Regions from separate parts of the Homo sapiens genome. Here region 1 is linked to region 2. Evidence: read pairs that join two places in POLR2A ChIA-PET (ENCODE). Cell type or tissue: OCI-LY7. All regions are shown on one strand. Each heading gives the region's core, and the rest is flanking DNA. Links, peaks and the distances in the headings are about the cores only.

Region 1 (4,406 bases), core at 329-4,328, 62 kb after region 2:
CATATAGATCTGCTGTATAAAATATTAAAAACAAGTATAAGACAAAAACTTGGCAAGAAGTACATTCCAAAATGCTATCATCGTCTGAGTTTAGATTATTCTTATCTCTACTCTTCTTTTTCTTACAATTAAAAATTTTTTTAAGTATTTGTTACTTTAAAAGGGGGTAAAAATTATATAATAAATATCTACAAACCTTTGTCTACACTTGATTTAAAACTATTTATTGTGACATAGTCATTATTTATTCATTCACTGACTAATTCAGCAGTATTTGTTGAGTACCTGCTAGGTCATTGTTATAGGGGCTGAGGCGTTAGCAGTAAGCAAAATAGTAAGCTTATGTAGCTTATATTCTATTAAATAATAGTAAACCTCAAGATGCTTAGAAGCATACCCCATTATAATTAAGTCTACATCCTTGTTGCCAACTTTAAAAGACATTTCTTCATTAGCAGTTTTAAGGATTTTAAAAATTCATACATATATTTTGTGGTCAGTTAACTCTCAGCGCTTCATTATTGGTACATTAGTTGACATAATTCCATGGAAATTTCTAACAGTTCTCTCAGCATTTATAGTAGAGACCCCAGAAGTGCCTATCCTTTCCTATTGTTTTAACCCAATTATTTCTTATTTGTCCCTTATGCAATCTTAAGCCTTCCCTAATGTTTATTTTGCTAGCTTTAAATAATGTGACTTTTCTAAATGGCTTTGTTTGTTCTTCCTTTGCTAACATGACAAAAGACAGAGGCCAAAATGGGACACATTTTACACAGTTCTCTCACTGTCTTCCCCTGCTGCCTCATCCTACACCTTTACTTTCTCCCTCCCTCTTTCCTCTAGCCATAATGAACTTGGGAGCCAGTTCAGTGCATGGATAACATGTATACTTTCTCTCTGGGCCTTGAGCACTTGGGTTCCCTACTATATCTTCTTCACTTGGCCAACACCTACATATTTTGAGGTCTCTTAGAAGAATGACAACTTAGATGTCATTTCTTCCAAGAAATCGCTCCTAACTTTCCCTAGGAGAGGGAAGCATTTTTTCTATGTGCATTCGTTGAATGCTGTCTTTTCTTTTTCTGTCAATAGCGCTTGTATGATATTGTACTTGCCTGTTTACTTTAGACTGTGAGATCTCTAAAAGCAGAGACATATCTACCTTGTTCACCATTTGATTTCCAGCACCTAGCTTACAGCCAATATTGCACAGTAAATAAATAATTGTTAAATGAATGTCTTGACCTTCACTAACGTGAAAATAACTGTACTTGGAGACAGGCATTTTTTTCTTACTAGAATGATTAAATATAAAAATAAACTAAAAAACAAAGCACTCATAATTTTTTTTTCTTGTCCAATTGTCTTCTCTCTCAATCTCTCATTTTTTTGGTTTCCATTAGGTGTCATCAATCTTACAGAAGAAGTGCTGTGGGTCAAAGTGAATATAAACATGAATGGTTATTATATTGTACACTATGCAGATGATGATTGGGAAGCACTAATCCATCAGTTGAAAATAAATCCTTATGTTCTGAGTGACAAAGACCGAGCCAACCTTATCAACAACATCTTTGAACTTGCAGGGTAGAGTATACTTAGTTTGAGATTTTTTCTTTTTTTAAACAAATGTCATTGAGGTAAAGAACATATATGAAAAACAGTTTGAAAGAACTAGCATGTATTGGTTGGTACAATACATTTTGGAGGATTGGGAAAATATGTGTTCTTTGCCTCCAGGGACTTTATAAAACATTAGCTACGAACATACTGAACAGTTAAATGAAACAGGATTTAATAATAATTCAAGACTAGATATCAAAAACAGGATACATATTTTGTTGACTAAACTTGATACACGAGTTCAAGCTCTATTTTATTTTATAAGAGAATTATTTTCAAACAGCAGTTGGTTTAAGCATGAAGCTTAGTGCTTATGCATTGGTTTTGAGGGACATCTCTGATGGCTGGAGCCACCTTATCTGTACTGCTTGCCTCCCCAACCACCTCATGCATTATAGAATCCCAAAGCCAAGGATGACAGTGACCTCATGTAAACATATTCTCTGAATAGAATATTACCAATTTAGATTGATGATAGGCTTAAAAACACTGACGTGTTCCTTCTCATCTCCCTGGGCATTTCCATTTTGTCTCGTTTTTTATGAAGTGCCCTTCTTACGTCATCCTAGCCATTGCTGCTGTGATTCCTATAAAATGGTTAATTTTAAAAATGTACTCACTGTAAATTCACAATAGACCTTGTCATAACAAGTTTGAAAAACAAATTCCCATTAAACCAACAAATAAAATTAAAAAAAGAAATCAGATACTCTCTATGCTATACTCTCTTTCCTGGCAAATATAACTAATTAATAAATAAAATTAGTACTATTCATCTTTTCTAACCCAAGATATTATACTTTTGCTGAGTTAGTAGCAATTTACAGGAGACTTAGGAATAAAAAAAAATGAGCTATTGTTTATCTTTCTCTTGAAATGCCTCTTTAATCTTGGGCCTCATGAAATTAATCAGAGATAATCATATTTAGCTTAACTTTACAAAATGCCACTGTAAGTTTAAATTTTTGGTCTCCAAGACTCACCATCTAACCCTAAGTTTCTCTTTTAGCATGCATAGACTTCTTCTGTGTGTCTCTGCATATTTACTTTTCCTGTTCTTTTATCCTTTAGCCTAGGCAAGGTACCTCTCAAGAGGGCCTTTGATTTGATTAATTATCTTGGAAATGAGAACCATACTGCACCCATCACCGAAGCCCTGTTTCAGACAGACCTCATCTATAACCTCCTTGAAAAACTGGGATACATGGATCTGGCCTCAAGACTGGTGGTAAGTCTGCCTTTTTGCCAGCTTCTTGCTGTTTATCTTTAATATTGTTATTCATGGTTCCATTTTCAGCCAGTAATAGGCTGAAAAAGCAACCAGTTAAATTCCATTTTCTTCACTTTCCTGCTTGTGAAATCTTTACTTAAAATCAAGATGTTGCTTATGATGAAGAGCTGATAAAGGCTTAGTATGATATGGTCTTGTTTGAATATCAAAATACAGACATTTGACACCACTGTCAAAATGAGGTCACATGAGAATAATATTTCTCTATTCAGATCCTGTTTTATTTCTACATGATGAATGTTTGAAATAGGCCCTTTTGCAAAGTAGATCTCCCCATTAATTTTCTAGTGGTCATTATAAAATGACAGTTACGTTTGTATTGAGAATATTCTGTTTAAGGGTTCTTACTGATAACTATCTAAAGGATAATGATGCTGGTGGATATGTTTCTTTGCAAAGCACTAAAGGAGTCTTAGTATTAGAGACCATTTTACCTTTCTTAATATCAACTGCCTGATCTTAACAGTTGTTATTTTGGATACTTTTAATATTAAACTGTTGAGAGACTTTAAAAGCTTGGAAGAGAGTGAAAAATTATTTGTTTTTATCTAATTCTCTGAATCAGCGCATTTTGACAACAGAGTTTGCTTTATAAACTAGTGAGATTTCCCAGGGACCCAGGCAAAAGGCAGCTTTTAGGGAAAGGAAGGCAGTATTAGACCAAGAATTAGAATAAGTCTTTTGGGGTTTTGGTATTCTCATTGGTGAAAGGAAGGGGTTGGATTAAATCATTTTTTTAACATTTTTTTTATTATACTTTAAGTTCTAGGGTACATGTGCACAATGTGCAGGTTTGTTACATATGTACACAACCTTCTTTCTGCCTCTGTTACTGCCTTACCCTGCGTCTCCTATGAACAGTTCTCTCATCACCTGCATGATTCTCAGTGAATGGAGGGAACGCAGGGCAGAGTGGATGTATGGAGCTTGAAAAGCTTTTCTCCCCCAAAAGTTTCTGATCTGACCCCAAAGGAGTTACCCCATCCCTATCCATAAGCAAGATGCTTAAGTTAGATGATTTTCTGAGGTCTCTTCTAATGGTTAAGATTTTTATCATTTTCTATTTCATAAGGCTTTCAGCTAGCAGCCTTAATAAAAACCAGTGCCTGGAACATGACCTGGCCTGTAGTGACACTCAGTAAACGTTGAGTGAATAAATGATTGAAACACACCAGAAACAAGTGCATTTGAGTGCTTTTACACACCGTGCTTAGTGCTTAATGTAGATTACCTCATTTAATTATCACACAGTGCCAAGGTAGATATTTCTACCCCCATTAAATAAACGAGGAGACGGAATAGCTTCTTTAAAGTCACTTACCTAGTAAGTGATAAAGCTGAAATTCAAACCCAGATAAATTTCACTCCAAAGACTTCTGTTTCTGTTATATTGCTATTTGTAAAATCAATTTGTGTCCTAGCAACGTCGTCTTTCCAGGATACCTTTAGAAAAATTAAAGCTTTCTTCTTGTCATATTCTTTTGAAAAG
Region 2 (4,406 bases), core at 246-4,245:
TTAGACCTGACACTATCCAGGAGGGAAAAAAGTGGATGTTTCTGTACTGATGTTAATCAAAGGTTAAAAATCAAATGACATTTTGAGGAAAACAAACCTAAACAACTCATTAATGGCCACACAACTTAAATTATTGTGTGCGGTACTATGAATACGTTGATTCACTACTTCCTTCCCGCTTAAAATCTCCATTTCTCCCTACTCCTTAGTATATTTATAGAGTAATTATATGGGAACATAGTATAGGCAGTGTAGTAGTCTGCTCTGGCTGTTAGAATGAAGTAATACAGACTGGGTGGCTTCGACAACAGATATTTATTTACTTACAGTTCTGGAGGCTACTAGTCCAAGATCAAGGGGCCACCATAGTTAGTTTCTGGTGAGGGCTCTCTTTCTCACTTGCAGAATGCTACCTTCTTGCTGTGTCCTCACATGGTCTTTGTTCTGTGCATATGTGGAGAGAGCGAGCTTTGCTGTTTCTTTCTATCAAGGACACCAATCCTATTGGATTAGGGCTCTACCCTTATGACCGAATTTAACCTTAATTACCATCTTAAAAGCCCTGTCTCCAAATGCAATCACAATGGGGGTTAGTGCTTTTTTTCTTTTTTTGGCGGGGGGCGCGGGGGACAGAGTCTTGCTCTGCCACCCAGGCTGGAGTGCAGTGGCGCGATCTCAGCTCACTGCAAGCTCCGCCTCCCGGGTTCACGCCATTCTCCTGCCTCAGCCTCCCAAGTAGCTGGGACCACAGGCGCCCACACCACGCCTGGCTAATTTTTTGTATTTTTTAGTAGAGACGGGGTTTCACTGTGTTAGCCAGGATGGTCTCGATCTCCTGACCTCGTGATCCACCCGCCTCGGCCTCCCAAAGTGCTGGGATTACAGGCGTGAGCCACCGCACCTGGCGGGGGGTTAGTGCTTTAATATGTGAATTTGCAGGGTGTCGGGGGCGGGATGGGGGATACAACTGTATCATAGGAGTCTTCACTTTAGACAGTTTCTTTCTGTGAACCTCAGGATAAAGAAAATTACTTTTCCACAGGAATAAGTTTTTGGAGTTTACATTCCTGCCTGAGGATGTTAAAAGAAGCATCTATAGTTAAGTTCAATTTTTTTTTTTCTGGACACAGTAATTCAGGATGATCCAAAAAACCCCTTGTCCCATTTTTGTCCTGCACTGAAGCAATTCAGACTTTCTGTATTTATTTACTTTGTGTATTTACTCTATATGCTTTTAGTATACTAAACTTGCATGTTTGGATCAAGATGTCTGGAGAGTTTGGGAGTAGTTTATCTTCGAAGGCAGAGTTATGCTTCTCAAACATTTTGGTTTTAGAATCTCCTTTACACTCTTAAAATTTTTTTTATCGAGGACCCCTAAGAGCTTTTGTTTGTATGAGTTATTTCTCTAGATATTTAAAAATTAACACTAACATTTTAAAAATATTTATTTAATAACAATAAACACCTTTTACATATTAAATAAAATTTAAAAAAAAGAGAATTATTATTTTCCAAAACAAAAGGATTAGTGAGATGCATTATTTTTCATTTTTGCAAATCTTTTTGATGTTTGGCTTAATAGAATACAACTGGATTTTCAGATTTGCTTCTGCATTCAGTCAGTTGTAATAGCACAAGTCATGTAGCCTGTGGAAAACTCTGCTGTACACTCATGAGAGAAGTGGAGTGAAAATGGCATATAACATATTATGATGAAATAGTTTTGACTCTGAAGGCCTCCTGCAAGGGTATCAGGGATTTCTAGGTGTACCCATATCACATCTTGAGAACATTAATCTTGCGTTTTTCAGGAACTGGAGAGGAATAGTTTAGGAGTCCACAGAAGGTAGAAAGTGGAGCTGTTGGAATTGGGCAGCAAGTTTCTTAAGATAGATCTAGGTCACAGGAGGGGAATGTTCTGGCCAGGCATATTTGACTGGCCACATTATCAGATGCCTTGGTTATGTGCGGATTCTACCGTCATTTATTTCAGCCCTAGATGGTGCTAAAGTAGAGAGAGACAGATTTTTCTTAAACTATTGCCTTTAAAAATCATTTATTTTTATCCCCATTTTTTTTGTTTATATCCAAAGGGTTTTCAACAAGCTGCCCCTTTCCCAACACCCCAGCCCCTCAACGAAAACATAATAGAGACACATCATTTAATTTCTCAGCCCTTTCATGATCTCTTAGACTAATCTTAGTTTTCATAAATTAAAGGCCTACTTGGCTAAGTTCATTTACTTTTTTTTTCTCCTACTTTTCTTGATCTCTGGACCCAGGAATCCCAGATGATACAAAACCCTTTGTTTCATACCTGCCCTGCCATAGAATGATCTAGACCTTTAAGAGGACTAGAATCAGCCCTCTTTTTCTGGGCTTTCTGGGGCCAGGAATGACTAGGATTGATCTGCTTTCTCAAGCTTTGCCCCGGGCCTAACCAGGTCAGCCTGGGACCAGCCCGTGGGGTTTGACTATACCTGGAACAGATGGTTAATCTATTGGCTTGCTATAATGTAATTTCCATTTGGCTGGCAGTAGGGAAAGGAAGGTACTTCCTGTAAGCTACACACTGATTTTCATCCAGGTGTTCACACATACCGGGTTTTATGAAAGAGAGCTTGACCCTCGCATTCCTGATTAGCATTTTGTTAGTGTGAAAGTAAGGTATAGACACAGAGACAGGTATAATCACAAAATGGTTGGAGTCTTTTATTGTGTCCTTTTCTTAGAGCAAATTTAATAGAGGAGTTTGATTAGCACCTAAGACTTGCTTAAAACTGAGTTACTAATTCTTTTTCCATTAATAATTGCTACCTCTACCCTCCTTCTCCCACGTTTCTCAGAAACCCAGACATCCCTGAGGCCATTTAAAGTCCTGTTTATGCCGTAGAATACAATGACGTACAAAAGGACATTCACTCCCTGCATGTTGGCTTCCCTTATATGAACATAATATGTGGCCAAATAATATGTTGCCATATATAAAAATGTGTGGTTCTCTCATTTCTAGGATTTTCATGTGTTATCTTGGCTTTTCATCTGAAAGTTTTCTCTTGTCCATTTGTATCTTGGTATTTTCTTTTTCAATTAAAATATTAATTTCTAAGAAGCAAACAAATCTATGTCTTAGTTTATGTATACTAATTCAAGTTTTGTTTTTTACTCCAGATGTGTTGATAGAGGTTAATATAAGAAATGTTTGTGTTGGCATAATGCAAAGGTTATTTTTGATTCTGAACCCATAGCAGTTTCTAACCGGTGTTCGTCAGTTTGTGCTTGCTTTTATCCTTGAGGTTAAGGATTGCTCACCAAGCCTTTGATTACTAGGTACATTGCAGAATAAATAAAATGGTTGCTAGTGTATACTCTGTATTAATCTGTCCACAGCAGCATTGTCAGTGATCTCAAGGTTCTCTGTAGACATTAGTATTGGGTTATGGCATGCTAAAATAGAGATAATTGAGACTATAAAGTTCCAAGTTGAAGTTATCAATAACAACCCTAAAACTATCTTCCTTTTCTTTCCTTCTAAAATAAGACATATGGTAATCTGTGATCAGATGTAAACATGTACATCCTGAAATGTAATTATAAGGTCAGCTGGCCTGAGCTAGAATTCTATTAATATGAAAGTAGATGATATACCTACCCATTCTAACCCATTCATTCAAAATACCTTGAAATACTTACTGACATTATAGAAATTTAGCCCTTCACTCTGCTGATGTTTATAGTTAAGTGTCAGAAATACTTTTATACAGAAGACCTTGTATGGTTCCTTTGTGTGAGTGGACAGAATTTGTGGAGCAAAGACCTGGAATCCAGCATATGAGAATGTGCAATAATTGTTCAAATGAATAAGCTTCTCAGATTTGGCCTTTGTATAATTAAAATCAGAGTGCTGAAGTGTTGCATATTCCTCATTCTTCTCATTCTTGCAAGTCTCTCTCTCTCTCTCTCTCTATATATATATATACATATATACATATATACATATATACACATATATACATATATACACATATATACATATATACACATATATACATATATACACATATATATACATATATATATACATATATATATACACATATATATATATATATATATATATTTTTTTTTTTTTTTTTTTTTTTTTTTTGAGACAGAGTCTTGCTCTGTCGCCCAGGCTGGAGTGCAGTGGCACGATCTCGGCTCACTGCAAGCTCCGCCTCCTGGGTTCATGCCATTCTCCTGCCTCGGCCTCCGGAGTAGCTGGGACTACCGGCGCCTGCCACCACGCCCGGCTAATTTTTTGTATTTTTAGTAGAGACGGGGTTTCACCGTGTTAGCCAGGATGGTCTCCATCTCCTGACCTCGTGATCCGCCTGCCTCGGCCTCCCAAAGTGCTGGGATTA

What was found. ChIA-PET counts read pairs that join two places held together with the same protein. Peaks named below come from ENCODE experiments on the same cell type or tissue, not always from the same donor. Only the 100,000 strongest peaks of a DNase experiment are listed, where the experiment ranks them.
Region 1: POLR2A ChIA-PET joins it to region 2 with 5 read pairs; 2 of 35 experiments call an interaction of 5 or more read pairs at or near these places.

Annotation. Positions count from the first base shown.
Region 1 is chr5:97,012,242-97,016,647 of GRCh38, forward strand. LNPEP (leucyl and cystinyl aminopeptidase) reads left to right here. Exons shown (of 18, transcript NM_005575.3): 12 at 1,407-1,590; 13 at 2,698-2,854. Among named protein-coding and RNA genes, the nearest start is that of LIX1-AS1, 59 kb to the right of the region's middle. In OCI-LY7, for the core only: no CTCF peak of the experiment used is centred there; no DNase peak of the experiment used is centred there.
Region 2 is chr5:96,950,651-96,955,056 of GRCh38, forward strand. All of the region lies in intron 1 of LNPEP (leucyl and cystinyl aminopeptidase), which reads left to right. Among named protein-coding and RNA genes, the nearest start is that of LNPEP, 17 kb to the left of the region's middle. In OCI-LY7, for the core only: a CTCF peak has its summit at 1,995; no DNase peak of the experiment used is centred there; H3K27ac peaks cover 871 bases.